2 separate regions of the Homo sapiens genome follow, and region 1 is linked to region 2. A link is a loop called in an ENCODE intact Hi-C map of the cell type or tissue named here. Cell type or tissue: natural killer cell. All regions are shown on one strand. Each heading gives the region's core, and the rest is flanking DNA. Links, peaks and the distances in the headings are about the cores only.

Region 1 (12,642 bases), core at 1,957-9,956, 61 kb before region 2:
AAATTTTCTTCCATTCTGTAGGTTGCCTGTTCACTCTGATGATAGTTTCTTTTGCTGTGCAGGTATTTTTCTATTTATACAAAATGTCCAGAATAGGCAAATCCACAGAGACAGAACATACGTTCGTGACTGCTAGGGCTAGGGAACATGATGGGAGCAGAGGGGATACCTAAAGAGTACAGGGTTTCCTTATGAGGTAATGAAAATGTTTTAAAATGATTGTGTTGATAATTGCATAAATCTGTGAATACACTAAAAACCATTAAACTGTACACTTTAAATGAGTTAATTGTATGGTATGTGAATTACATATCAATAAACCTGCCAAAATGCATTAAAAAGTATATCTACTTCTCAAAAAAAAAAAACCCCACAAATATCTGGGCCTTAACTCCAGAGTTTCTGACTCAGTCTACCTAGGGTAGAACCCAAGAATTCACGTTTCTAACAAGTTTCCAGGTGACACTGATGCTGCTGGTTCTGAGGACCGCACTACAAGAGCCACGGATCTATAGTATTCTTAGTCTGATTGCCTAATAAAATGCAGGAGGGCTCTGTGCACGTCTTCTAGGTCTTTGGAGATCTGCATTCCCCTTTTTGTTTTTATTTTCTTATACTGGGATGGTCACAGCATGAGGAAGTGAAGTCTTCTGATTTATCTCTTGTAAGAGCAGTAGACGCCCAATGCAAGACATACCCCTGAACACAGGCTCCCCGTCGGTAAGTGGTTTTCTCAGGGTGTTGAAAATAATTCCTCGTGGCATTTGATGTGACTGGCTTGGATGCAAAAAGTATCCAAGAGTCTTTTCTAAACCTTCATCTTGACTGTAATTTAGAGTTAACTTATTCTTTAACTGAGGGGGCCTCATTAGGTATCTTGCATCAAAATCTTTAATACTGTTATAATACGCACATCTATTATCCCACAATTTCCCTTCTACAAATGTATTCTGAAGGAAGTAATAGGGATGTGTGCAAAGATTTGATTGTAAGGACATTCATCATAAATGTATTCAATAGCAAAAATTTAGAAACCACTTAAATGTTCAATCATAAGAGATTAAATAAAATATGATGCTTCTGTTGCATGTCATTTTCTGAATAAACCTTTTATTTTAGAACACTTTAGATTCACAGAATCACTGTGAAGCCAGCATAGAGAGTTTCCGTATACCCACACCCAGTTCCCCTATTATTCACATCTTACACTAGTATGGTATATTTGGCACAATTAATGAACCAATACTGATAAATTTTGATTAACTAAACTGCATACTTTATTCAGATTTTCTTACTTTTTACCAAATGTCTTATTTGTCCCCTAAACTCCTCTTGACTTGACCATTTCTCAGATTTTCCTTGTTTTCAATGATCTTGAGAGTTTGGAAAAGTACCAGTCAGGTATTTTGTAGAATGTCTCTCCACTTGGATTTGTCTGATGTTTTTCTCGTGATTGAACTGGGGTTATGTATTCTGGGAGAAAGACCACAGAAGTAAGGAGCCATTCTTTTCTTTTTTTCTTTTTTTTTTTTTTTTTTGAGATGGAGTCTCACTCCGTCGCCAGGCTGGAGTGCAGTGGTGCAATCCAGGCTCGCTGCAAGCTCAGCCTCCCGGGTTCACGCCATTCTCCTGCCACAGCCTCCCTAGTAGCTGGGACTACAGGCATGGGCCACCATGCCTGGCTAATTTTTTGTATTTTTAGTAGAGACGGGGTTTCACTGTGTTAGCCAGGATGGTCTCGATCTCCTCACCTCGTGATCCACCCACCTCGGCCTCCCAAAGTGCTGGGATTACAGGTGTGAGCCACCGTACCCGGCCTAAAGTGCCATTCTTATCACCTCATATCAAAGATACACACTATCAACACCACTTATCACTGTTGATGTTGACTTTGATCACTTGGCAGAGTTACTGTTTTTCAGGTGTTTCCACTGTAAATTTACTCTCTTTTTTGCTCTTTTCATGCTGTACTCTTTGGAGGAAAGTCACTATGCACAGCCCACGCTTTAGGAGTGGGAGTTTATGTTTCATCCCCTTAAGGACAGGACAACTACATGAATTATTGTGAATTCTCCTGCACAAGAGACTTGTCTCTACTCCCACAATTATTTATGTATTCAATCATTTATATCAGCATGGACTCATGAATACTTATTTTGCATGTTGGGTTATAAGTCAATACTACTTTATTTTGTTGCTCAAATTCTTTCATCTTTAGCCACTGGGAGCTTTTTCACTTGGCTCCTGTACTCCTTGGCATATTCTCACACTGTGAGTTTTGTGTGTGTTTCACACTTTCTTACTTTCTGGCACTACAAGATGCTCCAGGCTCATCTTGTATATTTCTTTTCTTTCCATTTTTTAGAGACAGGGTCTTGCTCTGTTGTCCAGGTTGGATTGCAGCAGTGGCACGATCATAGCTCACTGTTAACCTTGAACTCCTGGGCTGAAGCAATCCTCCCACCTCTGTTTCCTGAGTAGCTGGGACTACAGGTGTGCACCACCACACCTGGCTAATTTTTAAAAAGTTTTTATAAAGATGAGACTTCATTAGGTCGCTCAGGCTGGTCTCTAACTCCTGGCCTCAAACCTTCCTCCCACCACAGCCTCCCAAAGTGCTGGGATTACAGGCATGAGCCACCATGCCCAGCCTCATCTTGTATATTTCTTCCCACAGTTCTAGAATCAGCCATTTCTCCAATTTTTTCCTTTGTTTGGAGAAACCAAGATCTGGGCACTAGGTGTGCTTATTGCTTCTAGGTTGTATTCAATGAAATTTTAGTATGTCATTGAAAATCGTGTTGTAAAAAGATATTTAATGTCTACCAAATATTTAGAGAAAAATGTAATTTACAAAATAGTATAATCTCATAAATTCTTTCATATATAGGGAAGAAAATACACTAAAATACTAACAATGGTTATCTGTAGACATTCAATGATAAGTAACTGTATTAGGCTGTTTTGCATTGCTATAAAGCAATACCTGTCCAGGTGTGGTGGCTCATGCCTATAATCCCAACGCTTTGAGAGGCCAAGGTTGGAGAATCGCTTAAGCCCAGGAGTTTGAGACCAGCCTGAGCAACATGGCAAAACTCTGTCTCTAAATAACAACAATAATTATAGAAATGCCTGACTGGATAATTTATAAGGAAAGGGGTTTTATAGGCTTATGGTTCTGCAGGATGTACAGGAAGGTTAGCAGCATCTGCTTCTGGGGAGGCCTCAGGAAGCTTCCAATCATGGCAGAAGGCAAAGTGGAAGCAGGCACATCACATAGTGAAAGCCTCAATCAAGGAGCTTGTTTGGCAGGGGTAGGAGAGGAGAGTACCATGGAGATGGACAAAAACAATGTCAGACGGTGGTAAGTGGTAAGTACTCATTTAGGATGGCGTATGCCTGGGTGGTTTAGAGGGTGCTATTTTCCACTGACTGGTCAGAGAAGGCATCTTATAAAGTGACACTTGAGCCATTCAGGCCATCTGAGAGTCAAGAACTTCAGGCAGAAAAAATGGCAGAATCACATGGATGGGCACAGTGGCTCACACCTGTAATCCTGGCACTTTGGGAGACTGAGGTGGGTGGATTACCTGAGGTCAGGAGTTCAAGACCAGCCTGGCTAACATGGTGAAACCCCATCTCTACTAAAAATACAAAAAGCTTATCCACCATGATTAAGCCGGCTTCATCTCTGGGATCCAAGTTTCAACGTATGCAAATTAATAAACGTAATTAATCACATAAACAGAACCAATGACAAAAACCACATGATTGTCTCAACAGATGCAGAAAAGGCTTCGACAAAATTCAACAGCCCTGCATGCTAAAAACTCTCAATAAACTGGATATTGATAGAACGTATCTCGAAATAATAAGAGCTATTTATGACAAACCCACAACCAATATCATACTGAATGGGCAAAAACTGGAGGCATTCCCTTTGAAAACTGGCACAAGACAAAGATGCCCTCTCTCACCACTCCTATTCAACACAGTATTGGAAGTTCTGGCTGGGGCAATCAGGCAAGAGAAAGAAATAAAGGTATTCACATAGCAAGAGAGGAAGTCAAATTGTCTCTGCAGATGACATGATTGTATATTTAGAAAACCCCATCGTCTCAGTCCAAAATCTCCTTAAGCTGATAAGCAACTTCAGCAAAGTCTCAGGATACAAAATCAATGTGCAAACATAACAAGCATTCCTTGTGACACCAGTAATACACCAGTAATAGACAAACAGCCAAATCATGAGTGAACTCCTATTCACAATTGCTACAAAGAGAATAAAATACCTAGGAATACAACTTACAAGGGATGTGAAGGACCTCTTCAAGGAGAACTACAAACTACTGCTCAAGGAAATAAGAGAGGACACAAACAAATGGAAAAACATTCCATGCTCATGGATAGGAAGAATCAATATCGTGAAAATGGCCATACTGCCCAAGGTAATTTATAGATTCAATGCCACCCCCATCAAGCTAGCATTGACTTTCTTCACAGAATTGGAAAAAACTACTTTAACTTTCATATGGAACCAAAAAAAGCCTGTATAGCCAAGACAATCCTAAGCAAGAAGAACAAAGCTGGAGACATCACGCTACCTGACTTCAAACTATAATACAAGGCCAAATACAAGTAACCAAAACAGAATGGTACTGGCACCAAAACAGATATATAGACCAATGGAACAGAACAGAGGCCTCAGAAATAACACCACACATCTACAACCATCTGATCTTTGACAGACCTGACAAAAGCAATGAGGAAAGGATTCCCTATTTAATAAATGGTGTTGGGAAAACTGTCTAGCCATATGCAGAAAACTGAAACTGGACCCCTTCCTTACACCTTATACAAAAATTAACTCAAGATGGATTAAAGACTTAAGCATAAGACCTAAAACAATAAAAACCCTAGAAGAAAACCTAGGCAATGCCATTCAGGACATAGGCATGGGCAAAGACTTCATGACTAAAACTCCAAAAGCAATGGCAACAAAAGCCAAAATTGACACAAATGGGATCTATTTAAACTAAAGAGCTTCTGCACAGCAAAAGAAACTATCATGAACAGGCAACCTACAGAATGGGAGAAAAATTTTGCAATCTCTCCATCTGACAAAGGGCTAATATCCAGAATCTACAAAGAACTTAAACAAATTTACAAGAAAAAAACAATCCCATCAAAAAGTGGGCAAAGGATATGAACAGACACTTCTCAAAAGGAGACATTTATGTAGCCAACAAACATAAGGAAAACAAGTTCATCATCACTGGTCATTAGAGAAATGCAAATCAAAACCACAATGAGATACCAACTCACCCCATTTCAAATGGTGATCATTAAAAGGTCAGGAAACAACAGATGCTGGAGAGGATGTGGAAAAATAGGAATGCTTTTACACTGTTAGTGGGAGTGTAAATTAGTTCAACCACTGTGGAAGACACTGTGGCAATTCCTCAAAGATGTAGAACCAGAAATACCATTTGACCCAGAAATCTGGTTACTGGGTATATATCCACAGGATTATAAATCATTCTACTATAAAGACACATGCACACATATGTTTTTTGGGGCACTGTTCACAATAGCAAAGACTTGGAACCAACCCAAATGCCCATCAGTGATAGACTGGATAAAGAAAATGTGGCACATATACACCATGGAATACTATGCAGCCATAAAAAGGATGAGTTCATTTCTTTGCAGTGACATGGATGAAGCTGGAAACCATCATTCTCAGCAAACTAAAACAGGAACAGAAAACCAAACAATGCATGTTCTCACTCATAAGTGGGAGTTGAACAATGAGAACACATGGACACAGGGAGGGGAACAACACACACCGGGACCTGTTGGGGGGTTGGGGACTAGGGGAGGGGTAGCATTAGGAGAAATACCTAATGTAGATGATGGGTTGATGGGTGCAGCAAACCACCATGGCACGTGTATACCTATGTAACAAACTTGCACATCCTGCACATGTACCCCAGAACTTAAAGTATAATAAACACACACACACACACACACACACACACACACACACACACACACAAATTAGCTGGGTGTCGTGGTGGATGCCTGTAATCCCAGCTACTTGGGAGGCTGAGGCAGGAGGATTGCTTGAACCTGGGAGGCAGAGGTTGCAGTGAGCTAAGATTGCGCAATTGCACTCCAGCCTGGGCAACGAGAGTGGACTCTGTCTCCCAAAAAAAAAAAGAAAAGAACAACAACAAAAAACAAACAAAAAAGAAACAGCAGAGTCCAGTGTAACTAAAATGGTGTAAAAAAAGTAGTAGATGAGGTTAGAGTTAGAACAAAATATATGGCCTTGTAGGCTATGGAAAAGGCACTCGATTTTACAATAGTCCCCACATATCCATAGGTGTATATGTTCCAAGACCCCCAGTGGATGCCTGAAACCACAGATAGTAATGAACTCAATTGCTGTCAATTGGAGGACATGTCTGTTCATGTCCTCCACCCATAAGTTTAACGCCTTTCCATCTTAACTAAGCGCATATTACACACTTTGGCTGTAACTTGTGTGGTTTGAAGTGTGACACCAAAACTAGCACACATTTCTTTTTCCTTCTTCACGGTTTCACAGATAGAAGACTCAGTGTTACTGTACATCTTAGCAAACTTAGCATACTGTTTTTTTCTCCTTCCTTATTAAGACAAGAGCTTTCACTTTTTCACTTAAAGGTGGCTTCTCTTTGGCATATCTGAATTGCCAGCATCACAACTCTTCTGCTCTGGGGCCATTATACAGTAAAATAAGGTGACTTGAACACAAGTACTGTGGTATCTTGACAGTAGATTTGATAACCGAGATGGGTGACTAATGGGTGAATAGTGCAGTAAGTGAGGATCCGCTAGACAAGGAATGATTCACATCACAGACAGGATGGGGCAGGAAGGGGCTAGATTTCATCACACTACTCAAAATGGTACACATTTAAAACTTCTGAATTTCTTATTTCTGAAATTTTCCATTTAATATTTTCAGACCACAGTTGACTGCAGGTAAGCAAAACCTTGGAAAGCAAAACTGCAGATAAAGAGGGACTACTGTGTTTGAAGTGAGATAAGAAGCCATTCGTTTTTAGCAGAGTCATCACACGATCCAGTTTATGATTTAAAAGGATAATTCTGACTGCTGTGTGAGGGAAAGGGTAGAAGCAGGAAGACCAGTTAAGAGGTTATTGCAAAAGAAGGGAATCATGGCATGGAACAGAGTAGAAACTGTCATGGAAATGGTGTCCAAAAGTTGGCTTTTGAATATATTTCAAAAGAAGAACTGGCAGGATTTGCTAATAAATTGGATGGAAGATGGAAGAGACAAGTCAAGAATGTCTTCAAGTTTTTGGCCTGACAAACCAAAACAATGGAGATGAAATTTACTGAGATGGAAAAGAAAAAGGAGTCCATTTGTTCCCCAAAACAATGGAGATATTTACTGAGATGGAAAAGAAAAAGGAGGGGAAGATTGGGGGGTGAAATTAGGACTTCATTTTGGGACATATTAAGTATGAGATGCCCACTAAACATCCAGGTAGAGATATTGAATATAGTTGAATATGAGTCTGGAAAGCAAAGATGTTGATCTACAGACGGAAGTTTGAGAGTAATCAGTGTATAGATGCAATTTTATGCCATGAGACTAGATGAGATCACTCAGGGAGGGAATGTATGAGGTTGGTGCAAAAGGAATTGTGGCTTTTGCATTGTTGGAATTTGCCGTTTGCTATTGAAATAAATGTGGTTATGTTATACATCATTTTAATGGGCATTTCTTGCTTTTTTTTTTGCTAAGGACTTATGTCTTGCTGTTTATGTTTATTTTAGACTATGGAAATGATGATAGACAAAAGGCAAATGCGAGTGATTTTCTTATTCTAATTCAAAATGGGTCATAAAGGAGTGGAGACAACTTGCAACAACAACAACGCGTTTGGCCCAGGAACTGCTAACAAACATACCGTGCAATGGTGGTTCAAGAAGTTTTACAAAGCAGATGAGAGCCTTGAAGATGAGGAGCATAGTGGCCAGCCATCGGAAGTTGACAATGACCCATTGAGAGCAATCATCGAAGCTGATCCTCTTACATGAGAAGTTGCCGAAGAACTCAACACTGATCATTCCAAATTAAAAGCTCAACACTGACCATTCTAAATTTAAAAAAAAAAAATCGCATCTTCTCTTATTCTACACACCAACAATAAACCATTTCTCAATCAGATTGTGACATGCGACAAAAAGTGGATTTTATATGACAACCGGTGACAACCAGCTCAGTGGCTGGATGGAGAAGAAGCTCTAAAGCACTTCCCAAAGCCAAACTTGCACCAAAAAAGGTCCTGGTGACCATTTGGTGGTCTGCTGCCAGTCTGATCCACTACAGCTTTCTGAATCCCGGCAAAATCATTACATCTGAGAAGTAAGTATGCTCAACAAATTGATGAGATACACCAAAAACTGCAATGCTGGCAGCCGGCATTGGTCAACAGAAAGGGCCCAATTCTCCACAACACCAGACAGCACATTGCACAACCAACGCTTCAAAACTTGAACGAATTGGGCTACAAAGTTTTGCCTCATCCGCCACATTCACCTGACGTCTCACCAACCGACTACCACTTCTTCAAGCATATCAAAGCTTTTTGCAGGGAAAACCTTTTCACAACCAGCAGGATGCAGAAAATGCTTTCGAAAAGTTCATTGAAGCCTTAAGCACGGATTTTTATGCTATAGGAAAAAACAAACTTATTTCTCACTGGCAAAAATACGTTGACTGTAATTGTTCCTATTTTGATTAATAAAGATGTGTTTGATCCTAGTTATAATGATGTAACATTCATGGTCTGAAACTGCAATTACTTCTGCACCAACCCGAAGGCCCCTAATGTTTAGAAGTCAAGAACGTGAGGAGCAATCAGAAAAGGAGAGTGAAAAGTAGTAGTCAGTAAGGACAGAGAGAGAGACAGAGAGAGAGAGAGTTAGTTCTCTGAAAGCTAAGTGAAAAAGCATTTCGAGAAGGTAGGAACATCACTTTTACTGGAAGGTTGATTAGGATGAGCCCCAAGAACTGTTTTTGGATCTAGCAAGATGGAAGCTGGTAGTGAGTTGACAAGAGCTGTTTCCATGGAGTGACAGGAACAAGAATTTAATTAAAACACTTTAAAAGAGATGGGAGAGCTGCCAGCATCCATCTTCCCGCTGCAACCTGAAGGTGTGACACTCAGAAATGCTCCAAGGACTCTTTGTGCTAGAGAAAACATCTAACGTCACAGATAGGCTCTCCAAGGAGGAGCACTGGAAGACTTTCAGCATTCCAGTGATAAAGATCATCAATCACATTGAGAAAGAACAGATTGCTGGTGCTGGCCATGAGGCTTGCTTCAGTGAAAGCCCCATCACAACGATGTGGGGTATGGCCTGGAGACCAAAGGAAGTGCTTCCTAGAGAAGTCAGCAACACAGGGTGGTTCACAAACACACCTGCTAAGTCTGGTGATTCCTATACACACTAAAATCTAAGAAGCACTGCATTGGAGTATTCTGAGTTTTACTGAAGCTCTTTAGGGTACAAAAAACCCAAAGACTCACTAAGCCTAGCTCAGGCAGGACAACGGGGTCTTACGCCTCAGGCAGAGGAGACAAACTTATACAGGAATCCAAGAAGACCCATGAAAAGGTGAAGCCTCATGGAGACAAGAACCAGGGGGTCAGCTTGGATCTGGGAGTCTTCCCCAGACAGCCCTGACCAGGATTCACTACTCTGTGCATTGCTTCTGGTCCTATGACCAGTGGGGTCCCTCACTACTTACTCTTGTCTTTTTGCCAGTTCTTTTTCACCTATAGTTTTAACTAACTTCTAATTTGAGCTCTTTTTGCCTATCATGTGCTCCCTGGTCTGTCTCATAACCTTCCAATTTTGCTCACTACCTTAATTTCAGTTTCATAGAGTAAAAAAGTTATTCACTCAATTCATCCCTGTTTGGGCAGAGCTTTTGAAAGCACCAGCCTCCCTCACAGGCTAATGGGTTAGAATTTCAGAGTCAGCGGGCACTAGGTAATATGGTATAAAACACGTCTGCCCTGGGCTGTCGGATCAGCAGGGGCTGTGGAAGAAAATCACACTGTGATTACATGTCTAGTTAAAGTGGTCTTAAAAGACATGAAACAGGGTTTGAAATCTGGGTTGCAGACTCTTTCCCCTTCACCTACACCACCACCTCCCATCCTCCCTCCTTCCCCCCACTTCCTACGAACACCTGCAGCCTCTGGCAGTTGAGGTGACTTTTCATGTTCAGCATATTTCAAATGTTGTGTAACAAAATTAATTACATTTAATTAAACTTAACAATTTTTTACAGCCCCAAACAAATCTAAAATGCCACGTTAAGCTTATGAGATGGCAGTCCTCCAAAGGGTTCTGCCGCTGGGTGAATCCATCAGAGACTTATGTAATTTTAGGGATCATTTTACATGAGTCTGATGAATGGCCCCTTAGCCTTCATTAAGCATCAAACAAGAAATATTGTCTGGGTCCTAGACCAAGCAACTACCTATGTCCTCCCTCCTTCCTGCATTCCAGCAAGAATTCCCTCACTCAAACAATCTTCCTCTTTCCGTCTGCTCTTTTCAAGGTGCACTCAAATTATGAAATTGCTTCTCTCTTTCCCCCCACTACACAGTAGCAAGGGAGGGAACTGTATCTCTCAGAAGCACAGGGCCTGGTATATGGGAGTTGCTGAATTTATTAACATTTGTCGAATGAATGACTGCTCTTGCTCACTGGTAATGTGTTTCTCCCACCTCGTGTATTAGTCAGGCTTTACTGTAATAAACCCCCAAGTCTCAGTGGATTTCTTGTTCTGCAGGTTTGAGAGGTGGCTGTAAGTCTGCTTCACCTGCCTTCTCACCTTGGGCCCAGACCGAGGAGTGTCTTCTCTCCGGTTCATGCTGATCTGAAGGTATAAGGCAGGACTGATGGAAACATCAATGCAGCTTCAGAGCTCTGCATGTGACAAGCCCACAGTCACTTCTGCTGTGTTCTATGGACTAAAAGCAGGTCACACGACCAAGCCCAATATTGGTGAGCTATTAAGAATGTTTCCCGAGGGAGGGAGGGGGCTGGAGTGAGTATTTGCTGTGCAAAATACAATCCATCATGCATTGTTGCATGAGTTTTCTACCAGTGCTATTCTGATGCTTTAACTAGTTTTCAAAATTGGCAAAGTAAAAGTCCCTCAGACACATATGTTAGGATCCATTCAGTTCCAGGGACAGAAATACAACATAAAATATTTTATGCAAAAAAGAAATGTACTTATTCATGACACAACTGTGAAGTCCACGAAATACATTCAGGTGAAGCCCAGGAGCTCAAACAATGTCATCCGGGGCTTTTTCTTCATCTCGTTACTCTGCTCGCCTCTGTGTTGGTCTTATTCTCCCCACTCTCTCAGAGGCAGCCCGAGGCCTTACGTCTACATCCTCCCTTCATAGTAACTTCCCATGGGTACAGAATTTATTATCACTTCCAGGGAAGGAGTCTAATTGTCCCCACCTGGGTATTACGGCTGCGCCAATCTCTGTCTCTAGGAGTCGGGTTCTGATGGCTGGCAAGATTTTAACCAGGTACCCACCCCTGATGTCAGAGAAAACAGGGTCTATTACCACTAAACATACACACGGTACAAATGACAGGAGCCAAAACAGTAGCTAATTTAGCCCACTTACAAACATATTTGTTACCCAAGTTTTCTATTAGCACTATTCTGATCTTTAGAATTAGTTTTCAAAAATCTGCACACTAAAATCCCCTACAACATATATATTAGTCAGGATGCATTCAGTTCCAGCGACAGAATACAACTCAAACTAGTCTATGAACCAAAGGCCTTGCAATATGTGTATTCAATATTTATATATAGGGAGTAAACTGCCTTAATTCCTTACTTGAGTCAGGAAAACAATCTGAAACCATACAGGGTAAATTCAATGGTAAACCTTCAGTTTACATACTCTTGCAACTTTATGTCTTTTGAAAATATTTAAGGCCAAGAGATCCTGTATCAGAAACTTTTTTTTTTTTTTTTTTGAGACAGGGTCTCACTCTGTCACCCAGGCTGGGGCACAGTGATGCCATGACAGCTCACTGCAGCCTCGATCTCCTGGGCCCAAGCGATCCTCCCACTACAGCCTCCCAAGCAGCTAAGGCCACTGGTATGCACCACCACACCCAGCTAATTTTAAATTATTTGTAGAGACAAGATCTCACAAAGTTGCCCAGGCATGTCTCAAACTCCTGGCCTCAAGCGATCCTCCCGCCTCAGCCTCCCAAAGTGCTGGGATTATAGGCGTGAACCACCATGCCTGCCTGGCCAGAAACTCTAATTTTAAAAATCTACCCAAGTTGTTGTCCACTGAATTCCTTTCCCACCTACTTTCCCCTTTCTTCTTTATATAGCCATTTCATCTAGTTCTCATTTCTATCATTCTATATCCTTCCTATGAGAAGTGGTAGGGGAATGTGCTACAAGAGATCTTTAAAAATTGAGCTGGTTTTATAATGTCTCCTCATTAATTCACTAAGCAACCATAGGACAGTTGCCGTGTTTGGCTCTGG
Region 2 (12,642 bases), core at 2,692-10,691:
TAATAACTATTTTATTAAAAAGTCACATAGTTGTCCTTTACTGAAGGCTTTAATTTTTTATGACAAAGTATTTTACAAAAGAACACAAAAGAGTATGCCCATATGAGCAAAATACCATTTTTAACGTTTTGCATTTTGAATTCTATTGACTTTGTTATTTTCCCATGACACTTCGGCAACAGAAGAATTAAGTTTGTGTTTACAAAAATTAAAGAAATGGCTCTAAGATATGCCATGATAATTTTCTTAAATCTGCTCCATTATTCACTTTAGGCTTCTACTTTCACATTTAATTCATCCGAATTACACATTAAAATTAGTCATGATCTGTAGCACATAACAAGCAATGGCTTATAATCAGGAAAAAGACTGATAACTCACTTTAAAGTGTATAAACACATCTTTTAATATTCTGCTGAAGAATCTCCATCTCAAGTGTATTAGAAAGGATGAACGTTTTAGTAACTATCAATTTCCTACATCTTTACCACCTTCACCTTAAAGACAATGAGAATGCATAAAGGTATTTCAATTGCACTATTACCTAATTCTTAGTCTTCCTGTTATCTGAAAACTAAGTGCCAATCTACTATCTCCACTGCTAAAACATGCAAAGTGTATTATTCTCATGCTCTCACCTTTCTTTTTTAATCAAGAAAACCAATTAACTAGTTCATAATTAACATCTGATCATTAGATTTTCATAAAATTCATTTGTGCAGTGAAAACCTTCAAGTGCTGAAATTCTCTATTCCATCCCTTTACAGTTTGCTGCAGTCATTTACAAGTGGACTTCGATAGGGGAACATTTAATATAATCAGTTTTCCATTCAGCATGACAAAATCAAAGAAAATATTTTGTTTGCACAGGAGACATTTACTTTGGGTAGATGAATACTTGGGAATCATAACTAACTATCCACTGCATACATTTGCATGAAATTTCTATTTTCTATTACTTTCTCTGGAGAAAAGAAATACCTAATCTTGCATATCAGTCCCCAATATTCTGTTTAGCAATCAATGCTCCCCCGGTGGGACTGACAAAAAGAATTTCCATACATCATTGAGCTGCTAGACTAAGATTAAATCACCTATCCATATGTAATTATTTAAAGATAAATATTTGAGACTACAATCTCTGGCGATGACATATTTGAAAGACAGTTTATTTCGTGCAGTTTTTTTTTTAAGGTAATTTTTTCCCTCCAAAAAAATAAGGAAAATAAACTGCTATAAGGAAAACACAAACATGGTGCATAATTATGAGAAGGAACAATATCATTATTTATGGGTTAACATTTAAAAATTAACAATAACAATGTCTAGCACATATTTAATGAATGAAAACATGAATGAATGAAAATCTGTTAGAATTTCACATTTTACAGATAAGAAAATTATAGGATTAGTAGAAAAATACGGTAGTAGAGCTAGAACCCAAATCTTTGGGTTTTAATATAAAATTATTTTTAATAAAGTTAATACAAAATTCATTCCACAAAAGACAATTTAACCAAATATCCCTTACCATCCAAAATCTGCACTACCAAGTCAATGATATGAATAATCTTCAAATCAATCCTAAACTATCACTATATTAAGAAGCTACTATACATGTTAATGAACTGTCATGTGCACTTCATCTTTTCCTTCCTTTCTTCAGCAAGTATTTATTGATCATCTGCTATATGTCAGTAGATGAAAGACTTCTATAGAGTAAAATACCTGTTAATAGAGCTACTATATTAGCATACACATACACACAAAATAAATCAAGAGGACTGTGAAGATTTCACATATAAGATTCTAAACAGTCTTAAGGATGAGTTGGAACTTACAGGGCAAAGGGAAAGATGGAGAGGCAGGAAGGAACAGGGGTTGTTTAGTAGAGCAACAGTGAAGGATAGGTGAGAATAATAGTAAGGGCCAGTTGTACACATGCTAAGGAAACTTGGACTAAATTCTGAGTCCAAGGTTATTAACCTTTTAGAAATAAGAACTTCCTTCATCATTAAAAGAATGGTATAGATTCGTCAATCCCCATCTCATCCCAAATGATAATTGTACTTGTTATCTGAGAACATATACAATGACAAAAACTATTATGAATTTAGAAACCCCTTTTTAAATATATTTTTCACTAGTTCTATTAATAATAGTACTCACATATTTTCAAATTAATAATATATATGTAGGATAATTATTTCAGGTATGTCTTTAAAAACGCTGATTGCACGGGCATTACTACAGGATAATGCAAATGAAGAAAAACATCAACAAATGAGGTTAAAAATATTAATGGCAAAGGATATGAAATCATATGTCTTAGTCCGTTTGTGATGCTATAAAGGAATAGTTCAGACTGGGTAACTTCTAAAGAAAAATGGTTTATTTGGTTCACAATTCTGTTGGCTGGAAGACTGGGCATCTGGTGAGAGCCTCAGACCGCCTCCAGAGGGGAAGGGGATCAAGCTTGTGCAGAGATTACATGGTAAGAGAGGAGGCCAGAGAAAGAGGGAGGGAGGTGCCAGCTCTTTTCACCAGCTCTCTTGACAACTAATAGAGCAAGAACTCAGAATTCACTCGTTACCACCAGGATGGCACCAAGCCTTTCATGAGGGATCCACTCCCAAGACCCAAACACCTCCCACTAGGCCTCACTTCCAACACTCGGGGGCGATCAAATTTCAACATGAGGATTGAAGGGTCAAATATCCGAACTACAGCAACACCTGTTCTGACTACTACATAAAGCATAAGACAATGCAGCATATTCCCAGATCCATGTGCAGGCTTTCCAGGTCTCTCAGTTTTCTGGTTGGAGACATTAAGAAGCTATCGATAATACTAACAAATTGAGGATACTGCTGTTAGGTCTGAGAAACTCATCTTTGCTAATTTTAGGGGGATTTTTATACTACCCTGTTAGCTCTTCACTCTTCCCGGTGCCCTCCCCACAAAGTGTTCTGGAGAATTCTGGCTCCATGCCTGCTGCTCACAAATTCAACTAGCACAATCCTGAGTGTAAATTATGACAACAATGGGTGATCAGACAGCCAATTTTATACGTGTAGCATACTTTAGAGGACCGGGTTCGTGCTGACTTGAGATTCATTCCTGAACCACAATATGTAATATAATGTCAAGAGTAACGGCATTATGGTGGGGACTGATTTACAATTATACTTTGAGGCAAGAAAGTGCAGAATTGGAACACTTTTTTGAGAAGTCTTCTTTTTCTTTGCATATTGGCTAAGTTATCCACAGAGTCATATATAATTTGAGAAGGTCCACGATGGAAAGTTCTAATTATTGAAAGAATGTGTTGTTCATTCATAAATGCTTTCTGCACATGTAAGAGTCAACTGGATAGACAGACTTAATTATCTGCCAGCCAATCATGATTTCATTGGCTAGGTTATAACCTCAGCCCTGCACAGCGCCTGTGAAGGGCTCAGGAGGAGAGTGAAACATGATCTTTCAAGGGTCTGGAAGAAAGTTGGGAGCACAGGAACCACTGCAGGATGATGAGAATGAAGGAAAAACCAAAAGATTAGTTTTTTAAAAATGTAAAAATTCCTCAAAATGCTTAAAATCTTTTTGAGAATGCTGGCCTAAAACATAATTCCTGTCACCAAAATGCTTAATGAAGACCCCACATTGCTGCACAGTCAGTGTAACTGCTATAGCGGTCAAAGGAGTTCCACAAGGGCTTCATAAGAGGCAGGACGTGGATTTGAGACAAAATTTAAAAACTAAGTGGTAGATGGAAAGATAGTCAGTAGACACACACAAAAATGGTCTCGAACACAGAGGGAGAGCAGGGAGAAAGGCTGCATGCACTAGAGCAGAAGCCTGCTGGGAGGGGAAGCAGAAAATCAGGTCACATCTAGCAGTTCAGAGCTAAACCTTAACCTCAGCTGCTACAGGCATGGCATGTACAGGTGGGATTTCTTCCTTAGTCTCAACCTTCAGCTCTTTATGTCAGTATTTCCACGGTTCCTCCCTCATTTCTAAATATATTTACCCATTATTTTATTATAAATGTTCTCACATGCTCCCCCAATTCTCTGTGGAATAGAACTCAGTGTAATAAACAAGTAAATTTCTGGCAGGATTGTAGGGTAAGATCATATTACGTTGAAAAAAGTAGTTTAATGAATGAGGAGCTCTCCACGGGTTTCTGAACCTACCCCTATGCAGGGTAGAGGCCTTTTTTTTTTTTTTAAGTGGCATTTGAAAAACTCATTCTAGCAGCAAGTACCATGTTGAAGCAATGGGGGAAAAAGAGGATGCTGCAGCACTACAGGAACCAGGTAACACTCAGAGGACTTGAGAGCAAAGTAGCGGCTCTGGAATAGGAATAGCCGAGGGCATTTGCAACATACCACTGATAAATCCTACTACACAGACACCATTTGTTATTCCCAAGAAGTAACTAGAGAGCAGAAGTCTCTCTCTCAGCTACGGTTGGGAGCTACAGCTTATCATAGATGAATTCCTCAACTAATAGCCTACTTATAGGCTATTATCGTATAGGCACAGAATGTGGGTTCCATATTTCATATTTTTTCCTCATTTTTACAATCGATAATGATTATCTAAGACATTTCTATGAACCTGCATTTATCCTTATAGGAGACACAGTAAAACTACCAAATACTCAGAATAGTGAAATTCTCAGGGAAAGCCTTTGACTAAGGCAATCCATGCATCTATACCATAACAAATACCCAAGATCTGTTGGTTTATTCCGTATTATCTGGTCCTATATCAAGTTCTATATGCTTTTTTATCTTTATAAGGATATTCAACACACATTTTTTGAATCTCTGCTACAAAAGAAATGAAATTCCTTAACCTGTTTAAGTATTGAAAACTATTAAAGAATTGGTATGTTGCATTGCATTTTCTTTATAATGCTTCAAAGTGCCAGAACAATCATTTATACTTATGATGTGGCTATTCAAGCCAAACTTCAAAGCAAAAACATTTTCTCATTCTCATGCTTGTTTTTCATTCTTGGCTCTGTCTTCTAAAATTGTGAGTTTGCTTTGTAATTCTGGTCTACTTGTCTCATAGCAACCATAAAAGCACACAGGTAAATGGCTATTCTATGATTAAATAACCTTTTAAAGTTTCTCCATATATTGCTGTAATTCAACTTACAATGTGAGCTACAGAATTTGACATTTATTATGGTCATCCGTACTTTGGCAAAAGTTTTTTTCAGTAATATTTTGTTTCCTTAATAAAAAGTAATCTGAAGCAAAAAAAAGTTAACATTTGATATTAGTGGGAACACAGATGATAATTTTATTTTGTACCTTTTCAATTAGTTTTAAAGGTTTTATTATTTAAAATTTCAAAAACCTTAAATATCAACAAAAAAAGAATAATGTTTAAAAGAATAATACCTTTCATCCATTGTGGGAATCCCTCACTAGAGTTTTATACAGTGACAGTACTTCTAGGTCATAAATAAAATAAAATTTCCATTATTCAAACATAAGGAACTGGAATTGTCAATTAAGTTAAAATTTGGGGACATTAAAATTTTAGATGAAAGAAGCAATATGTGTTATGAATCACTACAGATTTCAGCTTTATTCTCCTGTGATTATGACATCTACAAATTATGTAATAATAAAAGCTGAAAAAGATAACCTGGAAACACTGTAAGATCCTGAAATAAGAATTCTGACATCTGTATAATCAATACAGTTTACAAAGCACTTTCACTAAACTGACCCTTAATTCTCAAACAAACCTATTTGATGGGCCTTTATTTCTATTTTATAAAAAAGGAAACTAGGGCTCAGATATTAAATACCTTGGCCATGCTGTTGGTAAAAGGGCAAGGTCTGGACTAGAATCAAGTCTTCTAGCTACAAACTATGTTCTTATCACTAAATCATACTACCTTGTAGTGCAGAAAAATAGATTTCAACCATGGAGATGAACACCAGGGTCTATTGGTTAGCTTTCAAAAAAAGTGGTTTTTTTTTTTTAAACGATAGAATTTGATAAATCTTGTCAGACACATCAATATGTATATCCCACGTCTAGTCTATTACCAGTGCAGCAGCACATCCATGCAGCATCCTTAGTAAAATGCTTTAGTTTAAGCCAATCTCATCCAATTAGGAAAGGACATAGGTATTCTGCAGCATAATCCCTAGTCAAAAATACAGGTACAGCTGTACAGTCTTTCAGGAGTCTGTGTGCGCAGAGAAGTTAGGCAGGGAATATATAGAAATAGTCAAGACAAGTAATATTAACAACTATATCTGACTATAGGAAGCAAATGGCATATGACCTTTACAACCAGAAGAGAGTATATTTTACTTACTTAGATCATCATTGGGCTTCTGTATAGTAAAGAAAGAAGTTTAGGGGACTCTTTGGCCAACATAACTACAATGCTAATGGAAGGGGGGAATATATATTGAACAAGTATAAGTATTAAGATAATTGGAGCCACCCATGGTATGTGCAGACATGCTACCAATAAATTCATGTTAGAATAGTATTGCCACCCCTTATTCAAATTTAATTTGACATTCAATACAGAGAGGTTTTTTTTATGGTTTATGGCCTCCAGAAAAATAATATAAATGGTTTGATATCTTTATTTTCATTATAGTCATTATTCCTCTCCTAAGAAGACTTGTCTATGAAGTGACTGGCAGGCTATTAAAATCCATGAATCATCTAACCTAAAAAATACGGCTCATAAGCATTAAGAACACTATCTCAGACAAGTAATACCCATTTCCTCTGATTGAAAACACTATAAAAACCAAGGGCAATTTAGTAACTAGAAAGTGGGGGGGAAAAAAGCTGTATTTCTTTTCTTTTTTCTTTTTTTTTCTTTTTTTCAGAGAGTCTTGCTCTGTCACCCAGGCTGGAGAGTGGTGTGATCGCGGCTCACCGCAATCTCTACTGCCCAGGTTTAAGCGATTTTCCTGTCTCAGTCTTCCTGAGGACTAGCTGGGACTACAGGCACCCACTACCACAACCAGCTAATTTTTTGTATTTTTAGTAGAGAGGAGGTTTCACCATGTTGACCAGGCTGGTCTGGAACTCCTGTCATCAAGTGAACCACCCGCCTTGGCCTCCCAAAGAGCTGGAATTATAGGAATGAGCCACTGCATCTGGCCAAAAGCTGTATTTCTAACCAGTGGTGTTTCTGGTTTGTTTTTTTTTTTTTAAGCAGACTATGAGTTTCCGGTTAGTGTGGGTTTATTCTTACATCAAGAGAATTCACTAGCAATCTGCTCAGAGCGTTAACAAACTTGCTGTACCACAGTTTTTTCTTTTTTTTTAAGAAAAAAAAATGACAGAACTAGAACAAAGCAAAAATAAAAACAACTCTTTCCCAAGCAACTAATTTTCTACATACAGACAAATATAAAAGAAAAAAGTATTTCTAAGGTTTTTTAAAAAAAGAATGCTTACTTTTCTGTTTTGGAAATAGGTACTTATTTCTAAATATCAATTAATTATCTCTATTCTATTATTAATAGCCTTGACTATCACATTGGATAAAGGAAAATATTACATGATACCTAAATGGGCCACGTACAACATGGCAATAAAGTATTCCCATTCAGAAGATTGAAATTATAGATAAACACCCCAATTTTCCTTTTCTCTATTAAAAATATTCTAATTTGTAGGTATTTCCAAACTCTACAACATGGAAATAAGGAGTTAATTATTCCATTTCTAGTGTTTTCATATAATATACCATTTTCCAAGAGTTACATATTTAGTTGAGGAAGAATAGAGAAGGATGGTGACTAAGGCAGCCCAGAAGACAAAATACAGTAATGTTTCATTACACTAAAACAATGGTCATAAAAGTAATGGATAACCTACAAATGTCCAGAATAGCACATGAATTTTCGCCTGATGAAACCAGTTTTGAATGAGATTAGCAATGGGTGAGATCAGTCATGAATGAGATTAGTTTTATATGACTCATGGAATAATGTTTGCTGGAAAACAACGACACAAGAACACAGATTCAAACTTAACTTGGTGGTTAAATAACTGAAAAATGCTTGTTTGTCTTGAAGAAACATCTTTCTTATCTCCTGTCTAGTGGTTTTGATTTGTTTCATTCCAAATAAATAAAAGCTACTTTGTTTCTGGTATCTTATATCCTGAATTTGACTGATAAGTAAAGCAATGATACAGGCAGCATTCAAATGAGGATGGATTTTCAACGGCAAAATTCAAAAGGCCTTTTAGAAGAACTCAGATTTCCAGGGGGTATAGGAGGCTTTTTACATTCTATTATCCAAAAATCTGGTATGAAGAATGAATTTTCACAGGCCACTGACAATGACCTATGGAAAAAAATGCATTTGCACATAATTTTTCAGAGGAAGAAGACAGACTGTAGAGCTAAAAGCTCTGAGTTTGAACCCTAGCTCTGGTACTGCTTTATGTATTTTACCTAAGCTTTCTGAATTTATCTTCTCATCTGCAAATGGGGATTTAACAACCTGCTTTTTAGAGTTCTGAGGCTTAAATATCTTTCACAGCGCCTGGCAAATACAAGAAATTAACAAATGCTACTTCCCACCTACAGAAGCCAACAAGTGGTATGCAGATATCAGAGGAGAATGAATCATATACCCTTCCCCTTATCCCCTCCCCTTCTCAAAATAAAATGCCAAAAACCTGGTATTATACATGGGTAAATTAATTTTTAGTTCACTGAAAGCTATTCCCACTGCTGTATCTTCACTTGAATTTTGCCTTCTTCCCTTGACATGTCCAAATCCAATTATTCCTTTATGGATCAGCTCAAGTCTCAGTTTCCCAGTAAAATCTTTTCCCTTAATTCTCTACACCTCTATGTGTAATAAATAGAAGATTTTCTACCTCAAAGTGACTTAGCTGAATTGCCTGATTATTCTTAAATTTTGGCCCCAGAGGTTATCCTTGGGAGTATTACACTTGTTATCATGTACATCCCTAAATTTTTCCATGCTGTTAGTTTTAACTCAATTAAAAAGCATTTTATCTTACTACCTGCAAAGCAGAGTATGGGAAAATGGGGGCAGAGGCAGGGGAAATTTAATGAGCCATTAAAATTGTGAAAATGGGCCGGACGCAGTGGCTCACACCTGTAATCCCAGCACTTTGGGAGGCAGAGGAGGGTGGATCACCCAAGGTCAGGAATTCTAGACCAGCCTGGCCAACGTGGTGAAACCCTGTGAAACCCGAAACCCTGTCCCTACTAAAAATACAAAAATTAACCAGGCGTGCTGGCGGGCACCTGTAATCCCAGCTACTCGAGAGTCTGAGGCAGGAGAATTGCTTGAACCCAGGAGGCAGAGGTTGCAGTGAGCTGAGATCACGCCACTACACTCCAGCCTGGGTGAGAGTGCGAGACTCCATCTCAAAAAAAAAAAAAAAAAAGTGACAATGAATGGAGATGGAATCACGGAAGGCCTATGATACCACACTGTGAGGTTACATGTATTGTATTCACTGTGCAATGAGGAGCTACTAGAGGTACCAGGAGAATGACAAGATTAGATATGAGTTTGAGAAAAAACTGGTAGTGACATGGGGGCATTAAGATACACTGAAGGCCATTTGGAAGCTTACTGTCATTAGTCACATTAACAAACAAATGAAACCAACAACAACAAAAACAAACAATGTGACAAAGAGTATTAAACTAAAGCAGTGGAGATTAGAATGTCTGTAAATGGAATTTGGACATAAAAAGGGAGGGAGGGGGAAGACTCAAAAAAGCTTGATTCGTGTTTTTGGTAATTTCATTAAATTTCACAAAATCATGATGGAAAGACCACCTGTAGAGGAAAAATGAGTCATATTATAAATATGTTTAATGTGTGAAGCTTATCAAAACATTCGTGTGTAGAAGTTGAGAAAGACTCAAAAGAAAGGTGGGGCTCCATTCATAAGACTTGGAAGTCAGCTCTGAAGAGATCATAACTGAAGTTAAGGGGGAAAATCTTTGAAAAGTACAATAAGAAGTAAAGAACTGTGATGGCAAACTTTATTTAATTCTCAAGCAGCAAAAGAGAAAACAAAACATTAGATAACTGAACCAATAAGATCAATAATTCTGAAATGGGTGGGGATAGAGAGTTAGAGAAACCAAGGAAGAAGAGTTTCATAAAAGAGGAGAATGTAGAGTAGGATAAAAGCTGAGATACGATCCAGTGCTGTGACTTCTGAGTTACAGAAGGGCAGAAAGAGCAGAGATGAATGAAGACAGAGACCTACATCAAGGCTGGAAAAATATTAATTAGCAGGTAATTGGTAGGTAGCCATCAATAGTTACGGGAGGAGGGGAAGAGGCAGAAGGTGAGAAACGAAGGAGGGAGGAGGGAAGCAGGCAGAGTGCGGATGGTCCATATGTAGACTGGGGGAGAACAAGCTTTCTAGAATAGGGATCATCAAGTGTGAAGGCCCAGAGGTAGCCATGTGCCTGGTATGTTAAAGGAAGGTTTGTGCCTAATCAACCTGGTGAGTAATGATGGCATATACCATGATGGAGAAGACTTGGAGAGGTACTGATTTAGCAGAAATCAGGATGAAGATATGTAAATAAAAAATTTGTCTAGTTGTGATAAATTTGAAATGCCTAATAGACACCCAAGTGGAAATATTAAGTAGGCAGTTAAATATATGAACCAGGGGCTCAGGAGAGAGGTCACAGCTAGAGATAGAAATTTAGGGTTCATCAACATTGGAAAGATATTTAAAGGCTGAAAATGGATGAGATCATCCAGGAGCAAGTGAAGACAGAGAGGAAAAGAAGTCCAAGGACTAAGCTCAGAAGCATTCCAACAACTTCAAGTCTGGAAGTAGAAGAGAAGTTAGGAAAGAAGATGGAAAAAGAGTTCCCAGGGAGGTAAATGGAAAAATCAGGAGAACTTTATATCCTGAAGTTTACTGAAGAAGGGCTTCAAGGAGAGAACAGACAACTGTGTCAAAGGCTGAGAGGTCCAGTAAAATAAAGACAGAATTGACCACTGTATTTGATAAGACAGAAGTTGCTGCTGATTGTGAAAAGACAGGTTTTGGTCAAGTGGAGGTATAACATGCTGAGTAAGTAGCCTGAAGAGATGAGAGATGAGGAAGTGGTAATAACAGCATACAGAATTCTGTGGCATTTTACTATAAAGGGAAATCAATGTGACAAAACTGAGGATGAATGCAGACTCTAGAAAGAGACTTCCCCCCTTATTAGAGAGATAACATGTTTGCATACTAATAAGAAGATCTGGTAAAGACGGAGAAATTGCTAATACAAAAGAGACATGGTATAATCCTGGAACAAAATCCCCAAGGAGAAACGAGAGGATGGGATCCAGCAACCAAATAGAGAGGCTGGCCTTAAACTGCAGTTGGGACGATTCATTCGTGGTAACAGATGGAAAGGCACAGATGCAGGAAAGAATATGATATAACAAAAAATAATATCTTGAATTACTACTGTTTTCTCAGTAGTAATTTCAGAGATTCTGTCAGTGATTTTTTTAATATAACTTCAAAAGCAATCATCATAGGTAATATGGTCTACTGAATATAGGACGAACCAGGAAGTGGGTTCTAGATCTGGTTCTGCCAGTTTGCCACCTAAATAACACCAGTCAAGTCTCTCATCTCAAGTTTTAGTGAAAATTAGTACAAAGTGTCCTTAAGCAGAGAAAGCATGTCAAGAGAGGGGGGAAAAACCCCGTAACATATCCCTTTCCTGCTCCTTTAAAGCCAATACTTAATGATTTTAATGATAATCATTATTTGAAATGATAGGAGCAAAAAAGAGGAACGAATGGACAAAGACATTATTGAATAACAGAACTTTGGATATGGACGCAACATTTTAAGAATAAATGAGGAAATGTTGAAGACCCAGAGATTTTAAATGATTTGCTCAAGGTCATATCATTGGCCCAGCAAAAGCAAAAAGCATAGTATCGTGTATAGTTTAATGTCCTTTCTTCCAAGAGCATTTTTGCACATTACTGAAACGCACTTCTCTGTAATTTCCTAAAGTACTAACAGAAATAGAAACAAAAGTTAACACAGACAAGAAACTTGTTAAGTCTCACTTCCCATCCATCAATGAAAATAAATAAATTTGACTCTCTATTTACATATAACAACTTAAGAGCATGTTTCAAATTACCTTATTATCTACACAATAGAGGATTAACTGCTTACATTATAGATGTCACCATGAAGTTGTTATGGGGTTTTAAAACATGTTTCTTCACAAGGTGGAATTAAACACGAGTCTTCTTTAGTCAAACAGATTGCTGAGCTCATTTCAGCCCAACATTCATTGACTAGGTGCTCAATCTTTTCTAACCACTGCCTCCATTTCTGAGACAGATGTGGAATTAAAGCATGAATAAAGCAGTCTAGGATTATAACATGAATGGAATGCCCTGGCGTCGAGAGTTATCTTTTCAAATGAGCACAGAAAATGTGAATGCTTCTGCCTGTTCCCAGATGTAAAGGTGTGGGGGCATATTTTGAACAAACACCATTTCATGTAGGTTTTATGGTATAGGAAAGCAAGAAAATGACTTCAGAGAACTCTTAAGTTACTTGGAGTGATTATCTAATCTATTT

What was found. Hi-C counts contacts between places; a loop is a spot of excess contacts. Peaks named below come from ENCODE experiments on the same cell type or tissue, not always from the same donor. Only the 100,000 strongest peaks of a DNase experiment are listed, where the experiment ranks them.
Region 1: it touches region 2 in a loop (7-fold over the local background); 3 of 110 quality-filtered maps call a loop at or near these places.

The regions. Positions count from the first base shown.
Region 1 is chr11:108,942,287-108,954,928 of GRCh38, reverse strand. No RefSeq gene overlaps it. Among named protein-coding and RNA genes, the nearest start is that of DDX10, 280 kb to the right of the region's middle. In natural killer cell, for the core only: no CTCF peak of the experiment used is centred there; no DNase peak of the experiment used is centred there.
Region 2 is chr11:108,882,157-108,894,798 of GRCh38, reverse strand. The region is part of intron 16 of DDX10 (DEAD-box helicase 10); the gene reads right to left. Among named protein-coding and RNA genes, the nearest start is that of DDX10, 220 kb to the right of the region's middle. In natural killer cell, for the core only: no CTCF peak of the experiment used is centred there; DNase peaks (open chromatin) are centred at 6,938 and 7,228; H3K4me3 peaks cover 219 bases; H3K27ac peaks cover 247 bases.